Regions from separate parts of the Homo sapiens genome. Here region 1 is linked to region 2. A link is an interaction called in ENCODE POLR2A ChIA-PET data of the cell type or tissue named here. Cell type or tissue: Panc1. All regions are shown on one strand. Each heading gives the region's core, and the rest is flanking DNA. Links, peaks and the distances in the headings are about the cores only.

Region 1 (15,616 bases), core at 2,618-10,617, 190 kb before region 2:
TCAAATCAAATGTTAGTTCATTTCTGATCCACACACTGAGTGGAGAAACCTCATCAAGAGCTTTTTGCATCAGATTCCAAAATGAAGTCTTTCCAGCTGAGGCCCTTTGAGTTACATCTGGAAACTGATTGGAGCTTTTCTGGGTCAATTCTTGTTGAATGTAAACGATAGCTATTTTAGTCTGATTTCTTCTACACTAGGACTCTGTCTCAGAGCTTTAACTTTTTTTTTTTTTTTTTTTTTTTTTGGAGATGGAGTTTCACTCTTGTTGCCCCGGCTACTGGAGTGCAATGGCGCGATCTCAGCTCACCACAACATCTGCCTCCCAGGTTCAAGCGATTCTCCTGCCTCAGCCTCCCGAGCAGCTGGGATTACAGGCATGCACCACCACGCCCAGCTAATTTTTTTGTATTTTTTTAGTAGAGATAGGGTTTCTCCATGTTGGTCAGGCTGGTCTCGAACTCCTGACCTCAGATGATCCACCTGCCTCGGCCTCCCAAAGTGCTGGGATTACAGGCGTGAGCCACCGCGTCCGGTCAGAGCTTTAACTTTCTTAAAATCTGAAATGGGGCCAGGCGTGATGGCTCATGCCTGTGATCTCAACACTTTGGGAGGCCAAGGCAGGTGGATCACCTGAAGTCAGAAGTTCGAGACCAGCCTGACCAACATGGTGAAACCCCGTCTCTACTAAAAATACAAAAATTAGCCGGGCATGATGGCACATGCCTGTAATCTCAGCTACTCGGAGGCTGAGGCAGGAGAATTGCTTGAACCCGGGAGGCAGAAATTGTGGTGAGCCGAGATCACGCCATTGCACTCCAGCCTGGGCAACAAGAGCGAAACTCCATCTCAAAACAAAACAAAACAAAAAACAAAAAAAACCTAAAGCAAGAAGAGCCTCTGAGAACTCTGGTTCTTCTTTTCCTTCCCATGAAAACTACTCGCTTGTTGACGCCCTCTGCCCAGCTAAATATAGTCTAGTAGAAGGAACTTATGGCTGGGTGCAATATTTTGGTTATCCCAACTCTGACCCTCATTCAATGTGTAACCTTGGGAAGATGACCTGCCTCTGTGCCTCAGTTCCTTCAGGTGTATAATGAGGGAAATACTTGTCCCAAATTTGAAAGATGGAACAAAAAGCTATTTAAAAAATTTTTTTAAGAAAGCATATCATTGTAGAGGGATTACTATTATTAACTATCCAAACTCTGGCACATCCCCAGATCCAGCTCATCCATAAGAGCAAAAGAAGAATTTCCAAAAACTACAACACAGCATAGACTTTATTTTTTATTTTCTTGGAGGGAGGGATGTTGAATAAGTAACATATTCCCATGGTTTTAAAAATCAAATCATTCCAAAAGACAAGCAGTGAATAAGCCTCCCTCTCACAACTGTTTTCCAGTTCCCCTCTCCAGAGACAACTTCATGGGTTACAATTTCTGTATCCTTCCAGAAATAATTGTTTTTATACCCATGTGTGTTTGTGTGTTTTCCTTGCCTTTCTTTTATTAATGTGTATAGTAGCAAACTATATACATTGTTCTGCTCCTTATTTTTCTCACTAAACAGTATATCTCAGAGATCATTCCATATAAGACATAGAATTCTGCCTCTGTGTAGATATGTATAGTGATTTATTTAATCAGCTCCCTGTTATTGGGCATTTAGATTGTTTCCAATCCTTTATTAAACAAGGTTGCAGTGAATATCCATATGCACATTCCCAGAATAAGTTCCTGGAAACAGAATGGCTATATCAAAAAATAAATTGTGTATTTTTAGTTTTTTTAATAAATCAGCAAGCTTTCATTTGGGTTGATCTGGTTTCATTCTAAGTGACATAATACACAGAGCAGCCAACATTCACTTCGACATCATGGTCTTTTAAACCTGGGCTGTTTTGATCTTTTCCCTCATATGGCATTAGAACAATGAATACAGTTCTCCAGGCTGGAGGGCTTAGAAGTCTGTGGAATGGCAGCAAGTCCTCTCTATGAACAGCTATCTCCCCGGTACTGCCACATTGGTGAGCACCATCTGGAATTATCTCATTCTGGAGAAACTCACAGACCCTTATTAAAAGTAAGCATCTGAGAACTTGGGTCTTGGCCATCAGCTGTTTGGAATGATTCAACAATAGTTTTAAAATATTATTTTATACCAAAATTGGAGAAAATAAAAGGCTGAAAATGGCAACAAAAAAAAGCCTACATTTAAATAATGAGTGTAAGTCAGAAGACTTTCTTCTTGGCTCCACAACCATTAAATCATTGAAGGTCTCTGGACCTCTTTGTCTTCGGGTATAAAATGAAGACCTTGGACCAAATTATTTCTCAGGACCTTTCCTCCTTTGATATTCTGAAGATTCAGATGCAGCATAAGTGGTACTTGTCCTCCCAATCTGACCATTTTCAAAATGCAAGAAGTGTCACAAATCACTACATGATTACTATCCAAATGGGTGATATAGTTGTGAAGGGATTTAGACAGTGATGTGCTGGTGAACAGGCTGGGGGCTGGGGTAGAGGAAACAGTGCTCTGATTTGTAGAATTTGCTGATTTCATGGTGTGATTACTTTCACATTACCAACATGACATCACTAAACTCAGAGTTGGGAAGAGATGCATGGAATTGGCTGCTGGGATCCACCAAACCACAAGTTAAGAATGCAAAGAAGGGATTTTCTTCATACTGTTCTATGCTGAGAGGACTTCATAAAAGAGGAAAGATTTGGACTAGGCATTGAAGGATATTGATTAGGACTTTCCATGGTAACTGACAGAAACAATTCAAACTAGCTTAAAGAAAGAAAAAGAATATGAGAATGAACCTGTTTTAGCACAAGTATCTGAAAAAAGGGCTTTAATAATGTAGTCATGGCACTTGCTCCACCTTTCAGTTCTTCTTGAATCTACTTCTATTTGTGTATTCATGTCATTGTCTCCTGCCATAAGCAGGCTGTCTCCAAGTGGCAGGAAAAACATGGCTAGTGGCAGCCCAGGGGCTACCTCTTTGCAGTCAACAATTCAAAAGAAAAGCAATGCACTCTTATGGAGATCACGTGGAAAGACTGATTGGCTCACTTGGATCTCATGCCCACCAATTCAACTCCTAACTGGGCAGAAAGGGAAAGGGTATGTAATTCACATGCCCCTGGCACTGTAGCCAGAGAGCAGACAGAGCACTAAGATAGACCTCTCTTCCCCTACCACCCAAAACACATGAGAGTCATCCAAACAGAGTTCACCAATGGAAAAAGCCATGAATTTCTGGTAGAAATAATGGTAAGGCTTTGTGGAGAGGTAGAAGAAGATATAGTAATTAGAGGGAATGGCATATGTAGGTGCAGAAATGTAAACATTGATGGTGCATTTGGGAGTCAGTGAGAAAACCACCCTGAGCAAAGCAGAGCTTACCTATAAGACAGTGGTTTGCAACAGAGGGCAATTTTGCCCCTCTGGAAAGATTTGGCAAAGTCTGAAGACATTTTTGTTGTCCCAGCTGGGGTCGAGGAGGGCTGCTACTAGTAGGTAGTATCTAGTGGGTAGAGGCCAGAGATCCTGCTAATCCTACAATGCATAGGACAGTCCCCTCAACAAAAAAAGGCTGAGTTTAGGCTTTATCCTCTGTTACACAGGGAAGCATTAGAAAGATATTTAGAAGGACTAAGGTAGCTTGTACATACCCTGCTCCTTCTGCCTGGCACCACTCCTCACCTTGGCTACCTTTGTATGACTAGCCCTTTTTTATCCTTTGGGACTCAGCTTAAATATCACCTACTGAAGAGATCATCTAGACTTTTCAATCAAAGTAGGTTATCTCACAGACTTCATACCGTTATTCTTTCCCATGTTTCCCTCTTATTTTCACCACAATTTTGAATTATATGTTTATTTGGTTGCTGGTTTCACATCTGTCTCATAAGGAGAGACCTTCCTTATTCATTCATCACTGTGAGCTCAACATCAAGCAGAGTGCCTGGTGCATTGTAGTTGCTGATATTTAATCAATGATTAATCTGAAGGTTGATGGGAGGATTGAAATGGGGTTGAGCATAGGAGGTGGATAGAAAGAGGAAAGAAGGCAGTCCTCTAGATTTCTTCTCTGCTTGTTCTGATCCACACTCATCTCCTTTCCCTGACTTTCACAGCACCTATAGTTCATAACATGACATGTCAGTTAGGATTTTAAGCAGACATGAATTTAATAAAAAGAATCAAATAGACTCAGAACCATTGCAGAACAAGTTCTGGCTTGGGCTTGCAGGAATGAGTCCCAAAACCTGCCGTCGTACTAACCCCACCACCCCAAGGGATGTGGCCTTCTGCCACAATCAGGAGGCCGGCGACTGGCCTAGTCTGACTACAAGAACACAACATCTTAGGTGTAATCTGGGGATCAGGAACTGGCAGAACTCTAGAGTCACACTGCATCTTCCAGGTCACCACCAGCAAAGTGGATTCCTCCCAGGCTGCTACCTCCTCTTCACATAACTGTTTTTGTTTTTTGTTTTTCTGAACACAATTTTGAATTCAGGTCTTTCCCAGGTGCACAGGACTGGCTAAACCTAAATTATAATGGGAGCCCCAACAGCAAGGAGTCTAGGAAATGGATTTTTAGCTTTCTAGTCTCTGTTGTATAGGAAAGCACACCAAGAAAAGTTTGGACAATTGTGGAACAAGCCAATCTGCCACATCTGCCTCATGGCTGCCCCGCTCTGTGGCCATCAATGTCATAATATCATTCGTCTTCTCTAGGTGGATACTAGCATGTTCTCTAGATGTGAATGGATGTGAAATGAATTGAATGAAATCGAAGGGGAAAATCCTCCTCTTTCATGTTCACACTTTGCACCTTTCCTATGGCACTTAATTGTATTTTGCCTCCTGGTGTAATTTGTGTTCTCATTCAGAAGTTCATCTCTTTGTCCCCATACTCATAATAGGTAATAAATGTTTATAGACTGTGGCCGGGTGCAATGGCTCACGCCTGTAATCCCAGCACTTTGGGAGGCCGAGGCAGTTGGATGACATGAGGCCAGGATTTCAAAACCAGCCTGAGCAAAATAGTGAAGCCCCATCTCTACTAAAAGTACAAAAATTAGCCTAGTGTGGTGTTGCGCGCCTGTGGTCCCAGCTACTTGGCAGGCTGAGACGGGAGAATCGTTTGAACCCGGGAGGTGGAGATTGCAGTGAGCTGAGATTGTGCCACTGCACTCCAGCCTAGGCAACAGAGCAAGACTCCATCTTAAACAAACAAACAAACAAATGTTCGTAGACTGAATTCAAGCAGAGAGTAAAGACAGAGAGAGGCTAGGGAGAGGAAGTTCTAAGCCCCATTCTAGCTTGACACAGTTCCTGCAGCTCGTGGAACTGCCACCGGACAAGTATTTTGGATTGCATGCTACATGAAGCCATCACCACTGCAAGGAACCATAGGACAGGGACCCAGGAACTCTGCTAGGCTTCAGGAAACCTAGGTTCCAGGTATCCTTCAAAAGTTGGAAAAACATGTGCCCCCATTCATTCAATCAGTAGTGTTTATTAAATGTTTCACACTACCAGGTATAGCAGCACTGCCTTTCTTAACTTTTCATTAACCTTTTTTTTTTAACCAATGAGAGCATGCCAGTGATTTCAACCTCTGTCATGATGGAGCCACATGGATAACACACAGATATTACCACTCTACTCTAGGAGAGGGGCTTTCCTGAGCCCTTTAGATTCTGAATGGCCTCCAGGCATTCTAAGCAGTTTCCTCACCTTTCCAATTGCTGACACATCTGACCCAAGAGGCGGTGGATGGAAGTTTCCTTTCCAGCCATCTGTGTATCAACACCCTAAACTCCACTCCACATGTTATCATTCCTTCATTTTTTGAGCTCACACTTCCCCTACATTCAGACAAGTCTCAGTCATCTCTCAGGGTTCACCTGAAACATCAGTTTCCCAGGCCTTCCCCTGACTGCCCAGTTTATACTTTAAGCTTTTCTTTTCTATAACACTCATTTCACTTGTAACCACTTGTGTCATCCCCAGCTGGAGGACTCTAAGTTTCATGAGGGTAGGCATCAAGCCTATTTGTTTCCCTCTATGTCCCCAGCACCTTGCTTGGGGACTGACACACAATGGATGCTTATTAAATATTTGTTGAATGAATGTTTGTTAAGCCTACAAACTTTCTTTCTCAAATAGTATTTATGTGATATTAGTAATAATTCCCTACATAGTTCAATGGCTTACCAAACATCTTTATGAGTTAGTGTCCCAACTTTGGGGTAAAGGCAGTGCAGGTAATATTATTCTCCCATTTTTTTTAGAAAATAAAACACCATCTGTGAGATTATCTGACTTGATTAAGGTGGTGGATACAACATTAGAATTCAAATGCATATCTGTATTAAAATTCTGACTGTAAATTTTGTGTCACTTACCAGCTGTTAACCAGATGCTCTGGCTGTGCAGAGTGAAATATGGGTAGCTAGTGGAAGAGAGCAGTGGAAGGAACAGGGAGAAGCAAAAGCCAGGCCTTGGAGGATTTCCTTTCCTCCAGTGCCTGCTTGATTCCCAAATAGGATTGCTTTGCCTATCCTGGGAGCTGAGACCCTCCATAAGTCTCTCAATGACTTGAGGCTGGGCCAGAGTGAGTGAGACCAGTGAATCCTCACCTTCTGGGGAGAAGAGAAATGAGAGCTGGTACACAGGGGAACTCACCCACACTAGTGTGTATGTGCACACTCACATCCGGACAAAATCCACACCAAGGCATGCATAGAAATCAACACATAGAATGAGCCACTGCACAGTCATACACACATTTAAACATACACCCCACATACAGATGTCAAACCAACACACAGAATGAGCCCCTGCACAGTCACACACACATTTAAACATGCACCCCACATACAGATGTCTAGCCACTATCGTGTACATCCAACCACTGATGTGCCCTCCAGTTTTACACCAAGCTGCCATCTTGGACATGTGCATGCATGTGTACATACACCGAACAGCCCTGATGAAAATTTGGATAAACGCACGTACGCACACACACAACTAAACACATCCCTATGATTTATCATCACACTCAAGTACATGCACACCTTTGCAAACGCGTGGGAAACAATCACTCTGATCACTCTGGCGCACAAAACCTCCAAATACGCTAACAAGCTCTACAAACGCAGAGATGCATCGACACACCCGAGTTGTCATCAGCACTGCAAGTTTTTTCCAAACAGCTGCTAAAAAGAGAATGCTGCGCTGCGGGCCAGCCCACGTGACCGGGAGGAAGGCTCTCCCGCCCATGACGGGATGGGAAAACTATGCCTGGGGCCGACGCTCTGCCCGGCTGCTGCCGCTGAGGAAAGCCGGGACGCGGAGCCCCGCCGAGAGCTTCTTTGCTCCGGACGCCCCTGGACGTGGCGGGCAGCCGCGAGGGTGAGTGTCCCGCACCGCGGTCGGGCGGGGGCGGCAAGTGCGCGCGGGGAGGAGGAGGAGGAGGACTCGCACTGCTGCGGGCGGGGCGGGATGCGGAAGGTGGGAGAGCTGCCAGCGCGCCTTTATTGCGGGCTGGGCAGCTCCTGCATTCCTGCCTCTCGACTTCTACCTTCGTATTATAATACAAATTAACATGTTTTGAGTCCTTACTGTGTGCCAGGCTCTGTGCCCAGTGGTTTACCCGTTACAATAGTAACACCCGTAGCTCTGCCATTTATTGAGCGCCTACTTTGTGCCAAGTCCTGCTAGCACTTTACTTGTGCTCTTTCATTTTCATGACAACAGATTATCCCCGTCTACAAAAGAGGAACTGGGCTCAGAGACATTAATGACTTGGACAGGGTTGCACAGCTAGTAATTGATAAAAAAGGGACTTGAAGTCTGGTAAATCTGAGTCCAATACCCGAGCTAACAATCACAGTTAACATTTACTGAATGCATTATTTCACTTAACCTTCACATTTATTTAAATATATGATACAGACTGGCAAACTGAGCTCAAAAGGTATTGAACGGCAGGCAGAGATTTGTACTCAATGCCTCATGACTCTCTTCACTCTCCTTCCCCACCTAAACTACTTGTCTTAATATGCTTTGTCCTTATTTCTCCATCCCCACTGCTGCTGCCCCATTCTAGGACCTCGCTTTTCAGCTAAATAATTGCAGTGGGCCCTAATAGTCTCCCAGCCCAGGTCTCTCCTCTGACACCATGAGTCCCTTGCATTACCTCATTGTGATCCTCCTCTGCTCCTTGACCACAAAATTGCCCTGCTTGGAAGCCTGCAGAGGTCCCTTCCTTAGACTGGCCATCTCTCAGAGACCCTGTGTTTCCACCATGCTGAAGTAGCAGTAATAGAAAGACAATGTCTTACATAGGTCAATCCAAGGCTGGTGCTCAGTTAGCACTGTTAAAAATCTGTCCTCTCACATCCTTATTTTTGCCCTCCCTCTGCACCATTCTCTAATTTATTCTGTCATCTGGAGTAATTATATCAATTACTCCTGCTTTCAACTGCCCGATCCTCAAACTCTCCACACATTTCCAAGCATCACTACAGCCCTTCATTGTAACACATCAGATTCACTGCAGAATTTGTTTCCTCCCAAATGTCTGACTTCTCCCCATCTCCTAGCAGGGATACCACACTTACCAGTCTTCCAATCCTTAAACCTTAGGTTTACCTTTTGTTTTAAATGTTATAAAAGTAACGACGCTCATCACAAGAAATTCGAACAGTTCAAAAAGGTAGAAAGAGAAAAGTAAAAGCCCACACACCCCCTCCCAATTCTGAAAGGTAACCCCTTAACAAGATTGTGTCTTTTCGGAAAGTATTTCCCCAACCCTTCTGTACATATATATACTCTGTATTTGTGCTGTTTTTTTTTTTTTTAAACTCAAAGAGAAGCATACTTTACATTCCATGGTACAACTTGCTTTTTTCACTTAACAGTGTGTCTTCGCCATGTTTTCATATCTGCATATACAGGCTTACTTTGTTCTTCTAATGGGCATAGTGTGTCATTGTATGGATGAACTGAGATTATTTTTCACAAGGCTGGAGTCACGTTTGAAGCCACTCTGTCTCCATTGAATGTTCAGCAAGTTCTCCAAGGTGTCACTTTTTTCCTCTGCAAATCTCCCTATTCCTCCCCCCTGTCTCGCTATTCCTTCTCTTATGCTGACCCTGCTGATCAGACAGTCTCTCCTGCTGTCTCAATCACTGATGCTTCCTACTCCTAAATGTTCACTGTGGGGTAACAGAGTCTCTCTCCACACCCACAGCTTCACCCACTCCTTCTTCCTGGTCAAAGGCCTGCCAACCTTAATTTACCTCTGTGAGATGAACTCTTGCATAAATCAAACTTCTGTTAGTTATATTCCATTTTAGCTTCTCTTTTTTTTCTTTTTTCTTTTTTTTTGAGAAGGAGTCTCGCTCTGTTGCCCAGGCTGGAGTACAGTGGCACAATCTCGGCTCACTGCAATCTCCGCCTCCTGGGTTCAAGCAATTCTTCTGCCTCAGCCTCCCCAGTAGCTGGGACTACAGGCGCACACCACCTCACCCAGCTAATTTTTGTATTTTTAGTAGAGACGGGGTTTCACCATATTGGCCGGGCTGGTCTCAAACTCCTGATCTTGTGATCCGCCCGCCTCGGCCTCCCAAAGCGCTGGGATTACAGGCATGAGCCACCGCGCCCAGCCCATTCTAGCTTTTCTTTTGAAAGGAATTATGTGCCAAATATTTTTTCAAGCAAATAACCTTCCCCTGGATTTGTTCACTTCTGTTAAGTGGCTTACTCCTATAACACACATACACATGCGCATACACATCACTGCCCTGTTAGTAACTCCCCTGTTAGCTGAGGGGCCATGGTGGAGGAACATGAGCTCTGGGCCCTGAGCCAGCAGGCCTGAGTTCCACCCAAACATTGACCTAGGAAAAGTAATTTTTCCCTTTTCTGAGCTCTGTTTTCTCTTCTGCCAAGTGGAGATGACAGTATCAGCCTCTTAGAAGTGTGGGGAGATTTAAAGGAGATATGAACATCAAAACTTTGAAATAAGAACACACAACATACATGGAGAATCATTACTCTTTTCCTCTAGATTAGGGGTTGCAAACCCAGATACTGACAGAGACTGTGCACAATGTATATAGGAATGGGATGCATGACATTTGGGAGTGGTGAGGACTGTGGACACTGTAGAACACAGGCTCTCTGTCCTAGTCAGCGTGGGGCACCGTGACAACACCACAGACTGGGGAGCTGCAACAATAGACATTTATTTCTCACGATCCCTAGAGGCTGGAAGCCCATCATCAAGGTATCTGCAGTGTTGGTTTCTTCTGAGTCCTCTCTCTGTGGCTTGCAGGTGGCCATCATCTGCTGTGTCTTCACATGGTTGTCACTCTGTATGTGTCTGTGTCCTGATCTCCTCTTAATGTAACGACACCACTCATACTGGATTAGGGCCTACCCATATGACTCATATTACCTTGGTTACCGTTTTTAAGGTCCTATCTCTAAATACAGTCCCATTCTGATAATCTAAGAGTTAGGACTTCAATGTGTGAATTCTGGGGAGACACAAGTCAGCCTGTAATACCTTGTCTCAAGGGGCAGCTACCTGTTGACCTGCCCAAATGCAGGCTCAGTGCTGCCCAGATCCTTCTGCTGCCCAAGAAAAGCTGCAAACGTCGATGTTAACAGAAAATCTCCCAAGTTTTACATTGGCAACAATTTCAAATTAAAAACCCAAAACAAAAAGTACAGAGTAGTCTGTGATCTGTGTGAGGCCACTGATAAGCCAACTGATCCCTGCTTGTCTAGGCTATAATTTCCTCAGTGGCAGGGGCATGTTCCATAGCTTTTTAATCCTCCTCAGCCAGTCTCTGCACGTTGTTTATTCTTTTTCTTTTTTTTTTTTTTTTTTGACAATGTCTTGCTCTGTTGCCCAGATTGAAGTGCAGCGGCACAATCTCTGTTCACTGCAGCCTCTGCCTCCTGGACTCAAGCAATTCTCCCCACTCAGCCCCCCAAGTAATTGGGACTACAGGCATGCACCACCACGCCCGGCTAATTTTTGTAGTTTTTGTAGAGATGAGGTTTTGCCATATTGTCCAGGCTGGTCTCGAACTCCTAGGCTCAGGCACTCCACCTGCTTTGGCCTCCAAAAGTGCTGGGATTATAGGTGTGAGCCGCCGCACTCAGCCTGCACATTGTAATATTAACAAAAAGTTAAAAGCTAATCACTGAATGACTAAATTTGAATTTTACAATCTTGTGTAAAGTAGGGCACACCTGTAGAAATCCTGTACCTCTTTGCATTTATGCCCAGCTATACAATTGCATCAGCCATTATAACTGCTTTCATTGCCATTGATGCCAAAGTTTGCAAATGTTCAGCTCCTCACGGGGTCACTGTTACGGCCACTTTACAGATGGGGAAACAGCAGACCCAGGTCTATCCAGGTTTACCCAGGTCTGCTTGTTTATTCTCATGAGTGTGGCAACCTTCTCCCATGACATCATCTTTCTCTTTGTTCTCAGGAATGATTATTGTATCAAAAATCACTACTGTTACTGAGTGCTTACTGTGGGCTGGTTGCTGCATTATCTCATTAAATATTCACAATTACTCTGTAAGGGAGGTGTGAGCAGTCAAATTACTCAAGGGAGGCATTCCTAAAGACCTCAAATAATTCAAAACTGGTATCATTAAAAGCTCACGGGCCGAATGGAAAACCAAACATTGTATGTTCTCACTCATAAGTGAGAGCTAAGCTATGAGGATGCAAAGGCATAAGAATGACACAATGGACTTTGGGGACTCAAGGGGAAAGGGTGAAAGGGAGCAATGGATGAAAGACTACAAATAGGGCACAGTGTGTACCGCTCGGGTGATGGGTGCACCAAAATCTCACAAATCACCACTAAAGAACTCACTCATGTAACCAAACACCACCTGTTCCCCAATAATCTATGGAAATTAAAAAATTTTTTAAAAAAGCTCACCTGCTGAAGAATGGTAGATATTTCTGATTACCTGTTAGGACAGTGCTGTTATGTGGCTATAGCATAAATACAGTTTACAATTTACAATTCACACTGCCTTACAAGATTTTTGACAACTTTTAACTTGGGAAAATTGGGGTTATTTCAGATTTCACACATCAAGTGAAACAATGAATATTCAAATTCAAATAAGACCATACAGTATTATTTTTCTCATTTTACAGACAAAGAAACTGAGGCCTAGAGAGATTAAATAACTTGGCCCAAGGTCAAACAGCTGGAAAACAACTTAACCACCAGACCAGCTCGTGCTTCTCTAGGGGTAGACCTGTATCTGATTTTTTTTTCTTTGTAGAGATGGCGGGGTGAGGTGGGGGGAGGTCTCACTTTGTTGCCCAGAGGGTCTCACTTTGTTGGCCAGACTGGTCTCGAACTCCTGTCTTCAGGTGATCCCCCCACCTCAGCCTCCCAAAGTGCTAGGATTATAGATGTGAGACATTGTGCCCGGCCCTGTATCAGAAGTTTAGGGTTACTCCGAACGCCCATCAAGGCCTGACCAGAAATGACTCCATGGAAGTTCTTGGGTTCACCCAGAAAAGTCAAGGAAAACTTAGCCTTTTCTCCCTGTCCCCTTCAAAGTTCAGATTCTGTTTCTCTCCCTCAGTTCTTAGATCTTCAAGTGTAGTCCCTTTTATGTCATTCCCAGGGATTGTTGCCTAATCCCAAAATTTCCTTCCCCTGCCGCCTGCCTGGTCTTGAATGCTGTTATGTCTAGATGCTGTTAGGTGCCTATTACAAAGGAAAAGGAGAGTGAGGCTTTTCTTTCCCGGTTACACAGGTGTGCCAGCTGGATGCTCAGGTAAGCAGACAGTTATAACCTGCCCAGGTAGTTCTAGGGATCAGAGTGGGCCCTACAGGAGCAGCAACTACATCTTTTCACCTCTAATTCCCCAGTGTCTGGCCTCAAAGGCAGTAATAATAAACCATACTATTTATTGGGTATCCATGTGCCAGGCTACAGTATCATGCACACATGCACACCTCATATCCCATTTGGCCCTGTCGCTTGATGAGATGAGCACCATCCCGCTTCTTCCCTGGTCTTTGTATTATGGAGCACAGACACGCCAGGTGGCTCAAAGTTGTGGAGCCAAGGCAACACCCCATCCTTCCCTCAGAGCAGAAACAGCAAGGCAGGAAAAAAGGCCCAGCCTCCCTAGGACTTTTTTTTGGTAGCACCTGACAGAGCCATCACTCAAAGTGATAAGTGAAAATGGGAATTTATGAGAAGCTACAGGAGTCTCTACCTGAAATGCATGCAGGACTCAGGGTGGCAGATCAGGACTGGTTTTTGTTAGTTCAACTGCAGTTAGTGGCAATTACAATTTTAAACAAGGTCTTAAAACTCGTATCATTACATTCAACATCCATTATCTTGTTTGATTTTCGGAAGGGCAAGAAATAATAAAATAATAGAAGCTAATGCTTTTATACCTCTTGCCATATGCCAGGCCTTATTCTAGAAACATTAAATCCTCGTAACAACTGTCTAAGGTAGGTTCTATTATTATCGTGTTCATGTTGGAGAGGAGGAGACTGAAGGGGAGAGATTAAGTAACGTGTAAAGGTACTACAGCTAGTTCATGGCATCTGAACTCACACAGCTATGCTGGAGCTATTATGGAAGCCACCATGCGGCTATTGGAGACTTGGAATGCTCCAGTCTGAATTGAGATCCGCTGCAAGTGTGAAATACATCACTGGGCTTCAAAGACTTAGTACTAACTTAAGAATGTAAAATGTCTCATTAATAATTTTTATGGTGATTACATGTTGAAATGATGATATTTGGGAAATCAAGGGCTAAATAGCATTGAAATTAATTTCACCTGTTTCTTTTTTACTTTTTTAATGTGACTACAAGACAAACTGACACATGTGACTTGCGTCATTTTCCTATTGGGCTGAGCTGCTCACACCCACTCCCCCACCGCTGTGGTCAGGCACGTGGAGACTGGCCCTGAGGATGCGATATGGGGATATGAACACCCTCAGCCGCCTTCTCTACCCCTCACATCTCGCACAGCTGCTGCATTCTTCTCTCCCATGGCAGTCCTTGGTCTCCACGTGGCAGAAAACAGCTGCAGACAATGCCAAAGCTTGATGGCTTTGTCTTCAGCCGCTCCAGAGCCTGACTCTTGCCCTTATTGTGCAGAGGAGGCAGCTGAGGCTCAGACGTGCAGCAGGCCAGGGCCCAGGGGGTGGGCTCCACTGCCCACCACGTTATACACCACATTTGTCATTTTGTAAAGGCTGGGCTTGTATATATTAGAAGGTATAATTCTTCAGCTTTAACATACAGGCTGATTTCCTGTGTGCTTTCAGGAATTCTTGCTGAGACAAACCCCTGGCTTCTGAGACCTTGTTAGATCATGATGTGTCCTTGGATCTCATTTTCTAGGCTGAACCAGAAATGAGGAGAGAGAAAATAGCAGATCAAATATTTTCTGAGGCATCCTGTCAAGTGGGCCCCAGGACTTTTAAGCCTCTGTATTTAGACTCTGGATTCTGGACAGTTTCCAAAAGGACACTGATCTTGAGATCTGGAGAGAGGGGACATTTCGTGAGTACTGTGAGGAGCGGCAGCCAGCCGCTTTTTCCTCCAAAGGATCTCTTTAGCTTTTCAGAGAAGCTGGAGAGGACTGTTTCCAATTTACTTCCTGGAATTCAGGGAGGGCGTGGAGTGTTTTTTATTATAGTATTCTATTCTCCCATCAAAGTGGATTTTCAGCAAGCTTCATCTGCAAGCAAACCTTGTCCCTTTTAACACCAAACACAGGGAGAATTGCCCTGCTGGGTGAGATTTGGGTGTCCTCCTCCACCAAGGATGAGGCCTCCCCTGAAACACTCCTGGGGCTCCCAGTGGGAGTTCAGGACTGTGATCCCTTAGTTCAATTGCAACTAGTAACAATTACAATTTTAAATACGACTCTAATTTTGTATCACGTTTTGTTTTCAAATCCACTATCTTATTTGATTCTCTGAATAACCCTGTAAGGCAGACTGGGCAAATGTTAATATCTCCATTTTACAGGTGAGGAAATGAAGGCCCAGATAAGATGAACTGACTTTCACAGTCACGCGATCAGTAAGTTACAAAACTAGGACTGGGACCCCAGTCTTCAGAATCCAAGCCCAGTCATTGCACTGGGTTTTCCTCAGTAGCCAAGTGAGGCTTTGTCATCCGCACGTTTATTGAGACCCTTGAGATCCCCTTGTTTTATAAATTATAATAATACCGGTGGGCTGGGGAGGTCCTCAAACGCCAGTGGGACCTCGACCCCAGCCAGTGTCCAGGCGCTTGACACCATCTCAAGAAGGAATTCAAGGATGAGTCAGAAAATTGTGAAAGTATGGTGATTTTTTGCAAGGGAAAACAGTACACACTCAGGAGAGGGGGCTGTGGGCATTCTCAAGAGAGAGTTGGGCAGAAGTGTTTGGGGTTTCTATCTTTATGGGTTTCTTTAACCAAGAGGTGGAATATTCATGAAAATTCCTGGAAAAAGGTGGAGATTTCCCGGAACTGTGGTGCCACTCA
Region 2 (15,616 bases), core at 2,688-10,687:
CCCTGGGGAAGATGCAGTGTGTGCAGAAAAATGTCAGATAGGGATGACTGCTGGAAACAGGAGAACACAGGGTGAGGGATAAGACTGGCGAGGCCGGGCACAGTGGTATGAGCCTGTAGTATCAGCCACTTGGGAGGCTGAAGGAGGAGGATTGCTTGAGCCCAGGAGTTCAAGATTAGCCTCGGCAACATAGCAAGACCCCATCTCTAAAATGTTTAATTTAGAAAAAGAGGACCAGTGGGGATTGCCAGGGAAGGCTGGCTGGGTAGGTGACATTGGGGCCTTTACCCTTGTGAATACTGGCAGGAAAATTCAAGGGGTCAGGTGAGGGAAAGGGGATATGGCTCCCTGGCAAGTTAGAGAAATAGAAAGCACTTTAAGAGGTCAAGGCGGGAGAACTGCTTGAGCCCAGGATTTCTTTTTTTTTCTTTTTTTTCTTTTTTTGAGATGGAGTCTCGCTCTGTCACCCAGGCTGGAGTGCAGTGGCGTGATCTTGGCTCACTGCAAGCTCCGCCTCCTGGATTCATGCCATTCTCCTGTCTCAGCCTCCCCAGTAGCTGGGACTACAAGGCGCCTGCCACCATGCCTGGCTAATTTTTTTTTTTTTTTTTTGTATTTTTAGTAGAGATGGGGTTTCACCATGTTAGCCAGGGTGGTCTGGATCTCCTGACCTTGTGATCTGCCCGCCTCGGCCTCCCAAAGTGCTGGGATTACAGGCGTGAGCCACCGCGCCCGGCCGAGCCCAGGATCTCAACACCAGCCTTGGCAATATAGTGAGACCCCATCTCAATTAAAAAAATTTTTTTAATAAATAAAAAGAGAAACAGAAAGAAAGCCATTGACGCTGAAGCAAAAGGAATGAGGGCATGAGAGGGGAACACAGTAGAGAGATGGGCAGGGTCTAGGTGGCACAGAGCCCTAGTAAGGTAAGGTTTGGGGTTTGTTTGTTTGAGATGGAGTTTCACTCTTGTTGCCCAGGCTGGAGTGCAATGGCATGATCTTGGCTCACTGCAGCCTCTGCCTCCCGGTTTCAAGCGATTCTCCTGCCTCAGCCTCCTGAGTAGCTGGGACTGTAGGCGCCCGCCACCATGCCTGGCTAATTTTTTGTATTTTTAGTAAAGACGGGGTGTCACCATGTTGGCCAGGCTGGTCTCGAACTCCTGACCTCAGGTGATCCACCCACCTTGGCCTCTCAAAGTGCTAGGATTACAGGCATGAGCCACTGCTCCTGGCCAGGTTTGGGGTTTTATTCCAAGTAAACAAGGAAATCTTCCAAGCCTCTAGGCAGGGATGTGGCATGATCTGATTTGCTTTTTTTTTTTTTTTTCCAGATGGAGTCTTGCTCTTGTTGCCTAGGCTGGAGTGCGGTGGCATGATCTCAGCTCACTGCAACCTCTGCCTCCTGGGTTCAAGCGATTCTTCTGCCTCCTGAGTACACCACGCTGGCTAATTTTTTTTTTTTCATGTTTAGTAGAGATGGGGTTTCACTGTGTTAGCCAGGATGGTCTTGATCTCCTGACTTCATGATCCGCCCGCCTCGGCCTCCGAAAGTGCTGGGATTATGGGCATGAGCCACCGTGCCCGGCCTGATTTGCATTTTTAAAAGATCACAATAACTTCCAAAGCATTCTATGGTTTCCCTCTAGCCCCAAAATAGATTCAGGATATATTTTCATGGATGAATCAAAACAACTTGCCAGTATAATGGACATAGGTTAAGGGAAGGGAGGAGTTCTCAAGGGCTCCTAGACTTAGGGCCCATGCAACTGGTTACTCTGAAGCTATTCCCAGTAGAAAGAGCTCAGTTTTGGGGTCAGGCAGGCCTAGATTTCAATCCTTACTTTAATCTCAAGCCTCAGTTTTCTCTTCTGTAAAACTGAGACACAGGCTGGGCGTGGTGGCTCACACCTGTAATCCCAGCACTTTGGGAGGCCAAGGTGGGCAGATCGCCTGAGGTCGGGAGTTCGAGACCAGCCTGACCAACATGGAGAAACCTCGTCTCCACTAAAAATACAAACTTAGCTGGACGTGGTGGTGCATGCCTGTAATCCCAGCTACTCGGGAGGCTAAGGGAGGAGAATCACTTGAACCCGGGAGGTGGAGGTTGCGGTGAGCCGAGATCTCACCATTGCATTCCAGCCTGGGCAACAAGAGCAAAACTCCGTCTCAAAAATAAAAATAAAAAAGCTACGACACGATGACAGTTGCACATAGAAGGTGTTAATTCTTGTCCCTTGACCAAAGAGGTTATAGATGTCCAGAAAAATAGCGTTCTGTTTAAGGTCTTGTTGCTGGATAGATAAGCAACTCCAAGTTTGTTCAGAGGCAAGTTTGTTCAGAGAGAAAGGAGGAAGATGAGTAGGGGCTCTGAAGGCAGATCTAATACAGCCAGTTCAAACCTTGGCTCTGAGCTCCTGTAAAGTAGGAATATGTCATTTTTATCTCCTATGCCTGAGATAATTAAATGAGCTATTGCACAGTGGGCACACACAGTGCCTTTGCTCACGAAATTTTGGGAGTGGATGGCCAGCAAGACACCATCCAAATCTCTAAGTCCACATCTTCTGCTGAGCATACATACCAACAACTTCCCAAAGAATAATATCCTTTATGCGATAGCTTCATCTGTATTCTCACTTCATTCCCACAACTATGCTCTGAGGTATGTCAGTAGTATATCTTAAAATTTTTTTAATGTTTTAATTTTTTGTAGAGATAGGGTCTCTCTACGTTGTCCCAGGCTGGTCTCCAATTCCTGGGCTCAATAGATCCTCCTGCCTTAGCCTCCCAAAGTGCTGGAATTACAGACATGAGCCACTGCACCCAGCCAAGGTTTAAAAGGCTGAAAAAAATAAAAAGAAGAATACAATTTCTTGGCCTGACGCGGTGGCTCATGCCTGTAATTCCAACACTTTGGGAGACTGAGGTGGGTGGATCACCTGAGGTCAGGAGTTTGAGACCAGCCTGGCCAACATGGTGAAACCCCATCTCTACTAAAAATACACAAAATTAGCCGGGTGTGGTGGTGGGCGCCTGTAATCCCAGCTACTAGGGAGGCTGAGGCAGGAGAATCACTTGAACCTGGGAAGTGGAGGTTGCAGTGAACCGATATCCTGCCATTGCACTCCAGCCTGGGCAACAAGAGTGAAACTCTTGTCTCAGAAAAAAAATAAATAATAAGTAAAATACGATTTCTTGACCTGTGAGAATCCAAATGTCAGCTGCAATAAACAAAGCTTCATGGAAACACATCATGCCCACTCGTTTATGTCTTATCCATGGCTGCCTTGGCTACAATGACGGAGTTGAATAGCTGTGACAGAGAGTGTGGCCTGCAAAACCCGAAGTATTTACTCTCTGACCCTTTATAGGAAAAGGGTGCATAAAGTGTGTACTCTAGATGTAAAAAGGAAAGAAGGAGGGAAAATAAAGAAAAACAAAAAAAGAAAAAGGGTGCAGAGCCCTGCTGTAAATCACAGCTGCAGGGCAACATTTTCTCTCAAGGCGGCAGACTGGATAAGCACCACCCAGATAATCCAGGGGCCACCCCAAGGGGATGGGGGAGGGAAGAGTTTCAAGTTCAGAGAAGGAAGGGAATTGCAGGGAACCGCTCCAACCGGGAGGGGCCTTGCAGAAATGAGTCCAGCCCCCTCTTTTTAGATGAGAAAATCTGAGGCCCAGAGACAGGAGGCAATCTGCCCAAGGCCACCCAGCACGTGGCTAACAGCCCGGTCCCGGCGCTGCCTCCTTCTCCGCAGGGAGAAGCCGGCCAAAGTCGGGGGTCGCAGCCCAGGGGCGACACCTCCGGGCCTGGGGTCTCCTCCGTTTAGCGGGGTCCCCGGAGGGTCGGTGCAGGCCGAGCGCCGCGCGGCGGCGGCCTCTCCCCAGCGGGAAAGGGGAGGCGCCTGCGGAGTGGCCTCCCTGCAGTTCCTGTTTCCCGCTCTTTGGCTTTGGAGCAAGGGCCCCCCAATCCCTCCCCCGTCCCCCACCTCCCACCGCCCAGTTCCAAGAGTCCGCCCTCAGCCAGCCGGCTACCTGGGCTGGGGATTTGCTAATGTTTTTTTCGTTTCTTTTTTACAAAGCACAGAAGACACACCCAGCTTCCTAGAGCTCTGAAGCAGCATTTGATCGCGTGTGGCTGAGGAAACTCGAGCTTGTAGCTGATAAGGAATCGGGAGGAGAGGCCGGGAGGGCATTCCTGGGGTGCTTGGCTCCAGCTACCCCATTCCACCAGGGCTTCCCGCCCCTCTGGAATCCTAGCCCGGCCCCTGCCTGCTTTTCTCCCGGGTGAATTGGGAGGGCTGCCCCAGAGGAATTCAGGAGATTCCCTCTCTTGTAGCCTGGAGAAATAAAAAATATTAGCAGGCCGGGGTCTCAGTGGCTCACGTCTGTAATCTCAACACTTTGGGAGGCCGAGGCGGGTGGATCACCTGAAGTCGGGAGTTCTAGACCAGCCTGACCAACATGGAGAAACCCTGCCTCTACTAAAAATACAAAATTAACCTGGCATGGTGGTGCATGCCTGTAATCCCAGCTACTTGGGAGGCTGAGGCAGAAGAATCGCTTGAACTCGGGAGGCGGAGGTTGTGGTTAGCCGAGATAGCGCCATTGCACTCCAGCCTGGGCAGCAAGAGCGAAACTGTCTCAAAAAATAAATAAATAAATAAATAAATAATAGCAAATATTTTTAAGGGTGCAGCTCAGAACAGTTGCTGGAGAGGAACTGTTGATGGAATGGGTAGACCCTTCAGCACTACAGGCTCAAGCTTCCCACAGCTCCCAGCTTCCATCACCTGCACCCTTGTTCCCCCAAGTCAGGGCTCTACTCCTGATCTGACTCGAGTTTTCCCTTTCCCCAGTTTCCCCACCCTTCCATGAGCTCCCCCCCAACCCCCACCCCGTGCTGTTGGTTCCTCAAGGATAACTTCTGGAGCCTCCCCTCTTCCCTGGACAGTCCCTTCACCTTTCTGCTCTGTAACTTGCCAGCTGCCTTCCTCCAGGACCCTGTGTCCTCCTTCTAGTCCCTTCAAAGTAATCTGTTTTGTTGTCGCTGTTGTTGTTGGAAACAGGGTCACCCAGCCTGGAGTGCAGTAGTGTAATCATAGCTCTCTGCAGGCTCTACCCAGCCTCCTGGGCTCAAGCGATCCTCCCGCCTCTTTCTCCTGAGTAGCTGGGACTACAGGCCGGTGCCACCTGTTTTTAATTTTCTCACACACCCTGTAGATCAGGGCCTGGGAGGTCAGTTCACTCTCTTGCAATCTTTTTTTTTTTTTCACTATGTCACCCAGGTTAGAGTGCAGTGGCCCAATCTCGGCTCACTGCAACCCCCACCCCCCTAATGCCCCACTCTCCAGCTTAACTTCCACCTCAACCTCCCAAGTAGCTGGGACCACCGATGGGCACCACCAGGCCCAGCTAAGTTTTTGTATTTTTGGTACAGACGGGATCTCACCATGTTGCCCAGACTGGTCTCAAACTCCTGAGCTCAAGTGATCCGCCCTCCTCGGCCTCCCAGAGTGTTGAGCTTACAGGTGTGAGCCACCACACCTGGCTCTTGCAATCCCTTTCTCCTCCCTTCTTCCAAACACATTACCACCTGTGGGTTCATTACATCAATCTTTCCTGCCCACAACTCTTCTTGTTCCTCTCTTTTGCCAGCTTCTTGGAGGTGGCCCTCACTGGTGTTGGGAACAGGTGCTTGGTGTCATAAAAAACAAAGGATCTCTCAGCAAGGCTAGTTTACTTTCTGCAGAAAGGGTGCCATCACTATCAGTAATTCTCGCAAGAGCACACACGAACAAAGGAGACAGGGTCATTTATAACCTGATGCATCCACCCTACTGCTGTGTCCAGTTTCCGTTGGCTGGAAGGGTACCTCACATTCTATACTTGTCCCGATTGGCTAGTCATTTAGAACTTTCCGAAAGAGGCAAAGGCAGAGGAGAACAAAGGAAGGAGGAAGCAACCTGTGGAATGCTGAGAAAGGTAAAAACACCTCCGAATAAGGAAGAGGAACAGGCTATGACCTACTGCTTGCTTGGATCAGTATAAGCACGCCAGGGCAAATATCTAGGCTAAAATGTGGGTGCTAAGAACACAAAGTACATTGATTTCTTTATTATGGCTAGCAGATTTCTAAGAATGTTAGCACAGGTCTTTGAATAAATTTTGCTTCTAAGAGAAGTTACTGTTTATTCCTAATTAGACGGGAAGGAAAGTCCCTTTGAAGAGGAAGCTCTACTTCACTTTCTGCACTGGTCAGAGTGGCTCACAGCTGTCTTCATCTTTATTCCTGTCACCACCACTTCAGCCTCCAGCTGAAGGACCCACTGACATGTGGCCTCTGTTTCTTAGTCCCTGTAATCAATGGTGCCCTCCACGCACCTCAGCCATCCTCCCACCATCACGTCCCTGCCTCCCATCCTAGCATCACACTTCCTCTGAAATTCCAAGGTCAGGGGTTCTCTTTGACCAGCACTTCCTCCTCCTGCCATTCATTTACTCCTCCCTCCAGCATATCTTCAACTTCATCTGGGCCCCAAATCCAATGTCCTTTGTTCCCCTCCCTTCCAGCCCTGTCTGTCCCCAGACAGTTCCCTTACCCAGATTCATCCACTAGTATTGGTTTTATATTACTTCCTCTTACTTAAAAGGCTTTCTTGCAAAGCTTTTGTTCTTTCACAGAAATGTCCTGGTTTTCCTCCTGCCTCACTGGCTGCTGCTTCTCACTCTCCTTCACAGGTTCCTCCTCTACTTGGCAAGAAAATATAATGTGCTCCCCCCAGGTGAGGTCCTGGAACTGCTTCTCTTCCTTGTCAACGCTCTTCTCCTGAGTGATTCCTTCCCATGCTGAGACATTTAAGAGCACATATAGGCTGGGCATGGTGGCTCACGCCTGTAATCCCAGCAATTTGGGAGGCCAAGGTGGGCAGATCACCTGAGGTCTTGAGTTCGAGACCAGCCTGACCAACATGGAGAAACCCTGTCGCTACTAAAAATATAAAATTATGCCCGGGCATGGTGGTTCACGCCTGTAATCCCAGCATTTGGGAGGCCGAGGCGGGCAGATCAAGAGGTCAGGAGATCAAGACCATCCTGGCTAACACGGTGAAACCCTGTCTCTACTAAAAATACAGAACAACTAGCCTGGCGTGGTGGCAGGCACGTGTAGTCCCAGGTACTCAGGAGGCTGAGGCAGGAGAATGGCATGAACCCGGGAGGCGGAGCTTGCAGTGAGCCGAGATCGCACCACTGCACTCCAGCCTGGGTGACAGAGCGAGATTCCGTCTCAAAAAAAAACAAAAACAAAAACAAACAAACAAAAAAAACAAAATTAACTGGGCATGGTGGCTCATGCCTGTAATCTCAGCTACTCGGGAGGCTGAGGCAGGAGAATCGCTTGAACCCAGGAGGCAGATGTTGCAGTGAGCCGAGATTGTGCCATTGCACTCCAGCCTGGGCAACAAGAGCGGAACTCCTTCTCAAAAAAAAAGTACATATAAGCCAATCACCCCATGTTTATTTCTTCAGTTCTGACTTCTCTGAACCCCAGATTCCTGTGTCCAGCCACTAACTAGACCTCTCCTCAGGGATGTCTGTGAGTGATCACGAAGCTTGTGTGCACTTTTTTTTTTTTTTTTTTTTTTTAGAAACCTTTCAAGCTCTGTAGAGAATGGCCTGAAATCCAGGCCCTGGGACACCCTTAGGCCTCTCACCCTCACTGAGTCTAAAATAGAACTTACCTCTCTTCCCCAGACTTCTCTTGCAGGGGTCTCATTCCCAGCCCTCGCCCACCATGTGCCTATCATGCCTGTTAGAAACCAGGCCTCCCACAGCCAGACACCATGGCTCACTCCAGTAATCCCGGCACTTTGGGAGGCCAAAGTTGGAGGATCTCTTTAAGTCAGGAGTTCAAGACCAGCCTGAACAAGATAGCAAGACCCCATCGCTACAAAAAAATTAGCCAAGAATGGTGGCACGCGGCTATGGTCCCAGCTACTTGGGAGGCTGAGTCAGGAGGATTGCTTGAGCCCAGGAATTTGAGGTTGTGGTGAGCTGATTGTGCCATTACACTCCAGCCTGGGTGACAGAATGAAACACCCCTGGCCCCTGTCTCAAAAAGAAGAAACAAAGGAAGAAAAAAAGAAAAAAGAAAAAAAGAAAAGAAAAGAAGGAGGGAGGGAGGGAAGGATGGAGGGAGGGAAGGAGGGAGGGAGGAAAGGAAGGAAGAAAGGAAGGAAGCAAGCAAGCAAGCAAGCAAGCTGGGCATGGTGGCTGATGCCTGTAATCCCAGCACTTTGGGAGGCGGAGGCAGGCTGATCACCTGAGGTCAGGAGTTTGAGACCAACCTGGCCAACATGGTGAAACCCCCATCTCTACTAAAAATACAAAAATTAGCTGGGCATGGTGGTGGGTGTCTATAATCCCAGCTACTCGGGAGGCTGAGGCAGGAGAATCACTTGAACCTAGGAGGCGGAGATTGCAGTGAGCTGAGATCACGCCATTGCACTCCAGCCTGGGCTACAGAGCAAGACTCCGTCTCAAAAAAAAAAAAAAAAAAGAAAAGAAAAGAAGAAAAGAAAAGAAACCAGACCTCCCCATACCTCTCACTCCTAGATCTAATCAATCATTAAAGACCTTCCTTATCTCTGGAAACTCCACCAAACCAGCCTCTAGGCATCTACCTCTTACCCCACTGCATCCTTCCTCCAGACCCCAAGCTTTCTATGTACAAATCCATGCTACCATGCCTCATACCACGCAGTGGCTCCCATTTGTCTCCTGGCTAAACCCCAAACTCCAGCCACTTCTGGAATCTGCAGTTCCACCTCTCATCCCCCCTTCCCTGTGGTGCTGCTTGGGTGCTCTTGTATGCCTCTGGCCTCTGTATGTGCTGGTCCTGGCTCCTCTCTTTGCCTGGACAACACTTATTTGTCCTGCAAGACTCAACTTGGCCTTCTCTGCCCCATATGTCTAGATCATGCCATAACATTCAATGTTCACCTGTACCATGCTGGAATTGCTTGTCTGTCTGTCCTGTCCCCCAAGTGGAAGGTAAGCTACATTGGTCTTGTAATCAGGGGCCTGGCACATGGCAGGAGCTCAATATTATGTGTGTTGAATGAGTGAATGAACGGATGAATAAGTGGATGAATCAGTCTGGATGCCAAGCACGGAGGTGGCACATTACACAGCTGTCATAGTGTGGAATGTGGGGGTGGTGTTCATCACATTCATGTAGTGGATAGGCTGAGAGCTTTAGCTTTGCATTGAAACAGTCAGGAGTTTCTGACATTATTTATGTGTGTGACATGGGGCAGGTCACTTGGCCTCACTGTGCCTTGGGTTTTCCACCTGTGAAACAGGATGATAATATCACCTTGAAGTGTTTGCAATAAAAAGCATGCCCTTGGAGGGCTCAGCAGACAGTTTCTGCTGCATAGAAGAATGACAGTTTTGCTTTGTAAATCGGGCTGATGGTACCTATCTCCCAGGATTGCTATGAGAATAAAATGAAATAGGCCGGGCATGGTGGTTCACACCTGTAATCCCAGCACTTTGGGAGGCTGAGGCGGGTGGATCACCTGAGGTCAGCAGTTTGAGACCAGCCTGCCCAACATGGCGAAAACCCGTCTCTACTAAAAATACAAAAATCAGCCGGGCGTGATTGCGGGCGCCTGTAATCCCAGCTACTCGGGAGGCTGAGGCAGGAGAATCGCTTGAACCCGGGAGGCGGAGGTTTCAGTGAGCCAAGATCACACCATTGCACTCCAGCTTGGGTGACAGAGCAAAACCCTGTCTCAAAAATAATAATAATAATAATAATTAAAAAATGAAATAATGTTTGTAAAGCAGTTAGCACAGTGACTGTAGTTTTGGCTGTAATTCCTAGGGCACACTTGAGTCCCATAATATAGTGTGACAGGCAGGAAACCTTGGTTCTCCATGAGTAACTCAGAGACAAATTTCTTCTCTCAGATGCTCGGTTTTTACATCTGTAGAATGGGTCAGTTCATCGGGTTCTCTGGAGGTCCGAAATGCCATGATTCTGAGTCGTGCCTGGTCCTTATCATCCCTGATACTGCTGGGCACTCTCTTACTGCTTTTGAGCCCACTTTCCAAGGAAAGAGGAAAGACTCCTCTGTCTCTCCAACTCTGCTCCCTCAGCCTCATCAAAGCTGATTTACTCGGTGACTCATCCCCTCTGAGGTCCCTGGTCCCTGTGCTTCCGGCTTTCAGTGGGTGCTAATGGGTCAATATCGGAGACACTAATGGAACCTACAGGAACCCAGTGTCAGTTCACTAATGGGACGCCCCATCTGCCCGCCCTGTAACCTAATGCCTTCACCCTACTAAAAGGCACTTGGGGATTTCCTGTTGGCTCCAATCTGCTGGTTTCTGACATCTTGAAAGTCAGAGGACAGGAAGGGTCAGGAGGTGGATTGATAGATGGTGGGACAGAGTGGGAGACGATCTGAACCAGCAGTCGGGATATATCTGGGCTCCCATACCAACTCTGCCACTGACTTGCTGTGTGAGTTTGCACAAATCCACTTCTCACTCTGGGGCTCGGTTTCCCCATTTGTAACATGAGGCAGGTTGGTCTATGAAGAACTTGCTGGAGCTGACATTCTGGAATTATCATATAGCATTGCTTTTGCACCTGAGAGCTGAATGTCTTTTCAGCGTCATTCAATTCCAAAACCTACTGAATACCTACTATGTGCCAGCCTATACCAGGCACTGAGGATCAGGGGTGAATGAGGCACAGTTCCTGTCCTAGGAACTCTCAGGCACCATCTCATCCTGCTACTATTTTTCTTTTCTTTTCTTTTCTTTTTGAGACAGGGTCTCACTTTGTCACCCAGGCTGGAATGCAGTGGCTTGAACACAACTCACTGCAGCCTCAACCTTCCAGGCTCAAGAGATCCTCCCACCTAAGCTTCCAAAGCAGCTGGGACTACAGGTGCACACCACCACACTTGGTTGATTTTTATAGTTTTTGTAGAGATGTGGTTTCACCATATCGCCCAGGCTGATCTTGAGCTCCTGAGCTCAAGCGATCCATTCACCTCAGCCTTGCAAAGTGCTGGGATTACAGGGGTGAGCCACTATGCCCGGCCCTGCTACTGTTTTTCTATTCACAAAACAGAGGTGGAAAGAGAAGGAAGGCTTCCGCACTTCCTGAAGATCCCCTGTGTGCATGGCTAAGGGCCCAGAGAAGATAAAAATGGTTTCAGATCTTTCAGTCCTTTCGGTTCTCTGACTATACCATTTTCTCTTGACTCCTGGCCCTTGTACAAGCCATTCCCTATGCCTGGCATTATCTTAGCTCTCAATTTATTTTTCAAGTCTCACCTTCATTCATTCATTCATGCATGCATTCATTCATTCAATTCACATGGAGAGAACACTTACCTTGTGCCAGTCTGTGGGATTGGGATCTAGGAGTGAACAAGATATACTCTGTCCCTGTTTTATAGGAGCTTGCAGATTTTTGTTTTATTTCTTATTTTTATTTTATTTTTTATTTTTTAAAAATGGAGTCTTGCTCTGTCACCCAGGCTGGAGTGCAAGGGCACGATCTTGGCTCACTGCAACCCTCGCCTCCTGGGCTCAATTGATTATCCTGCCTTAGCCTCCAGAGTAGCTGGGACTACAGGCATACGCCACCATGCCTGACTAATTTTTGTATTTTTAGTAGAGATGGGGTTTCACCACATTGGCCAGGAAGTCTTGAATTCCTGACCTCAAATCATCGGCCCATGTTGGCCTCCCAACCTCCTGAGACTACACGCATGAGCCACTGTGCCTGGCCTATTTTTATTTTTTGAGACAAGGTTTCATTCTGCTGCCCAGGCGAGAGTGTAGTGGCATAGTCATATCTCACTGCAGCCTCAGCCTCCTAGGCTCAAGCAATCCTCCTGCTCAGCCTCCTGAGTAGCTAGGACTACAGGCATGTGTGCCACCACGCCCAGTTAATTTTTTATATTTTGTAGAGATAGGCTCTTGTTTTGTTGCCCAGGCTGGTCTCAAAATCCTGGACTCAAGCATTTCACCTGCCTCAGCCTTCGAAAGTGCTGGGATTACAGGCATGAGCCATCATGGCTGTCACCCCCGCATCCCCATCTTTTTTTTTTTTTTTTTTTTTTGAGGCAGAGTCTCACTATCGCCCAGGCTGGAGTGCAGTGGTGTGATCTCGGCTCACTGCAAGCTCCATCTCCTAGGTTCACACCATTCTCCTGCCTCAGCCTCCCGAGTAGCTGGGACTACAGGTGCCTGCCACCATGCTCAGCTAATTTTTTGTATTTTTAGTAGAGACAGGGTTTCACCATGTTAGCCAGGATGGTCTCGATCTTCTGACCTCGTGATCTGCCTGCCTTGGCCTCCCAAAGTGCTGGGATTACAGGCGTGAGCCACTGGAGTGCAGTGGTGGGTCTTGGCTCACTGCAACCTCTGCCTCCCGGATTCAAGCGATTCTCTTGCCTCAGCCTCCTGAGTAGCTGGGATTACAGGCGCCCATCACCATGCCCAGTTAATTTTTTTTTTTTTTTTTTTTGAGACAGAGTTTCACTCTTTTACCAAGGCCAGAGTGCAGTGGCGAGATCTCGGCTCACTGCAACCTCTGTCTCCCAGTTTTAAGAGATTCTCCTGCCTCATCCTCCCAAGTAGCTGAGATTACAGGTGCACACCACCACACCCGTCTAATATTTGTATTTTTAGTAGAGATAGGGTTTTACCATGTTGGCCAGGCTGGTCTCGAACTCCTCACCTCGTGATCAGCTCGTCTCGACCTCCCAAAGTACTGGGATTACAGTCATGAGCCACCACACCCAGACTCTAATTTTTGTATTTTTAGTAGAGACGGGGTTTCACCATGTTCGTCAGACTGGTCTCGAACTCCTGACCTCGTGATCTGCCTGCCTCGGCCTCCCAAAGTGCTGGGATTATGGGTGTGAGCCACCACGCCCATCCCCCTCTCCTGCTGGGCATGGGGGCTCATGCCTGTAATCCCAGCACTTTGGGAGGCTGAGGCAGCAGATCACCTGAGGTCAGGAGTTCGAGACCAGCCTGGCCAACATGGTGAAACCCCGCCTCTACTAAAAATACCAAAATTAGCCGGGCGTGGTAGCATGTGCCTGTAATCCCAGCTACTTAGGAGGCTGAAGCAGAAGAATCACTTGAACCTGGGAGGTGCAGGTTGCAGTGAGCCTAGATCGTGCCATCACACTCTAGCCTGGGCAATAGAGGGAGACTCGGTCTCAAAAAAAGGTTAAAAAATAATAATAAAAAAACAAAAACCAGACTGGACACAGTGGCTCGCACCTGCAATCCCAGCACTTCGGGAGGCCGAGATGGGCAGATCATGAGGTCAGGAGTCTGAGACCAGCCTGGCCAACATGGTGAAACCCTATCTCTACTACAAATACAAAAATTAGCCGGGCATGGTGGCGTGCACCTGTAATCCTAGCTACTCAGGAGGCTGAGTCAGGAGAATCGCTTGAACCCTGGAGGTAAATGTTGCAGTGAGTCGAGATCGTACCACTGCACTCCAGCCTGGTCAACAAGAGTGAAACTCAGTCTCATAAATAAATAAATAAATAAATGAATAAATAAATAAATAAGAGGGTCTTGCTATGTTGCTCAGGCTAGACTTGAACTCCTGGGCTCATGTGAACTTCCTGCCTCAGACCCCTGAGTGGCTGGGACTACAGGTGCACATCACTGAGCAGTTTACAGATTTTTATGGGAGGGGACAGTCAATTAAACAATTTCATTTAAGAAAAGGAGGTCGCTGGAGCGCAGTGGCTCATGCCTGTAATCCCAGCACTTTGGGAGGCCAAAGTGGGCAGATCACCTGAGGTCAGGAGTTCGAGACCAGCCTGGCCAACATGGAGAAACCCCGTCTCTACTAAAAATACAAAATTAGCCAGGCATGGTGGCATGCGCCTGTAATCTTAGCTACTCAGGAGGCTGAGGCAGGAGAATAGCTTGAACCCGGGAGGTGGAGGTTGCGGTGAGCCAAGATCGCGCTATTGCACTCCAGCCTGGGCAACAAGAGTGAAACTCTATCTCAAAAAAAATAAAAAAAAGAGAGAAAAAGAAAAAGGAGGTCAGGCATGGTGGCTCAAGTCTATAATCCCAGCACTTTGGAAGGCTGAGGTGGGCAGATCACTTGAGGCCAGTAGTTTGAAGCCAGCCTGGCCAACATAGTGAAACCCCGTCTCTGCTAAAAACACAAAAGTTAGCCAGGCTTGGTGGCGCATGCCTGTAGTCCCAGCTACTCAGGAGGCTGAGGCAGGAGAATTGCTTGAACCTGGGAGGCAGAGGTTGCAGTGGGCCGAGATCGCGCCACTTCACTCCAGCCTGGGCAACAGAACAAGACTCTACCTCAAAAAAAAAGGGGGGTGCGGAATTTAAGTTAGGGTGAACATGGGAGGGACAGAAACAAGGGCTGAGATAGGTGGGGTAGGAGCACTCTGGGAGGAGGCAGCAGCATATGCACAGCTGGGAGACAGGAAGGATATGCCTCTTTAGAAAAATGGAAAGACTGGGGCTAGGATCAGTGACCCATGCCTGTAATCCTAGCACTTGGGGAGGCCGCAGCAGGTGGATTGCCTGAGCTCAGGAGTTTGAGACCAGCCTGGGCAACATGGTAAAACCCCGTCTCTACTAAAATACAAAAAATTAGCTGGGTATGATGGCACGTGCCTGTAATCCCCGCTACTAGGGAGGATGAGACGGGAGAATCTCTTGAACCTAGGAGGTGGAGGTTGCAGTGAGCCGAGATCGTGCCATTGCACTCCAACCTGGGCGACAGAGCAAGACTCTGTCTCAAAAAATAAAAAAGAAGAAGAATGGACAGACCAGTGTGGCTGGATCAGAGGAGGCCAGAGAAGAGGCAAGAGCAGGAAGCCAGCACTCCCATGTTTGGGTAGGTGCATCCCCTGGACACCAAGCTCCCTTTCCCTCCCTGTCACAGCAGCTGTCACACTGGATTGTCATTGCCTGCTCATTTCTCTGACTCCCCAACTAAACCTTAGATTCTCGAGGACAGAGATCACCTCCTGTAAGCATTGTACCCTCTATTCTTAACTCACTGCATAAAGCAAAATCACCATTATCCACAAAGGCTGCGAAACAGTCTCTCCAGGCTTCCCTAGCTCAGTACATGACCTACACCAGCATTCATTAGGAGGCTCAAATGAGATAATAGAATGGACACCTTGATTGTGATCACCCTCCTCCCAGGTAACCAGGAAAAGACCTGTCCCTGTGCCTCCCAAACCCTCCTAAATTTGCTATGGCCACCACCGGAGCCCAAGCCACCATGGTAGCTGCTCTCTCTCCTATTTCCCCCGTCAGACTGCTCCTGTGCTTAAAGTGTTGGCAATTAATTCCTTTTTTTTCCAGCTATACAGACCAAAAAGCAAACAAAAACAAAAGCACAGTCACTTCCCACTGTGCTTAAAATAAAACCTTTATGCCAGCCTGCAAGCCCTAGCTGATCTGGCTTGTCTGTGTCTCCAAGCTCATCTCCTATACGCTCCCCTTCCTTTTGCTTCTCCACAGTGGTCTCTCTTTTCTTTTTCTGATTCTTACATATTCCAAGGTT

The links. Peaks named below come from ENCODE experiments on the same cell type or tissue, not always from the same donor. Only the 100,000 strongest peaks of a DNase experiment are listed, where the experiment ranks them.
Region 1: POLR2A ChIA-PET joins it to region 2 with 7 read pairs; 4 of 35 experiments call an interaction of 5 or more read pairs at or near these places.

Annotation. Positions count from the first base shown.
Region 1 is chr5:160,362,342-160,377,957 of GRCh38, reverse strand. C1QTNF2 (C1q and TNF related 2) reads left to right here and starts at 7,332. Exons shown (of 3, transcript NM_031908.6): 1 at 7,332-7,446. In Panc1, for the core only: no CTCF peak of the experiment used is centred there; no DNase peak of the experiment used is centred there; H3K4me3 peaks cover 860 bases; H3K27me3 peaks cover 2,385 bases.
Region 2 is chr5:160,176,802-160,192,417 of GRCh38, reverse strand. It overlaps a transcript of FABP6 not described here. Among named protein-coding and RNA genes, the nearest start is that of FABP6-AS1, 25 kb to the left of the region's middle. RefSeq lists a silencer at 3,841-3,940. In Panc1, for the core only: no CTCF peak of the experiment used is centred there; no DNase peak of the experiment used is centred there; H3K4me3 peaks cover 986 bases; H3K27ac peaks cover 1,129 bases.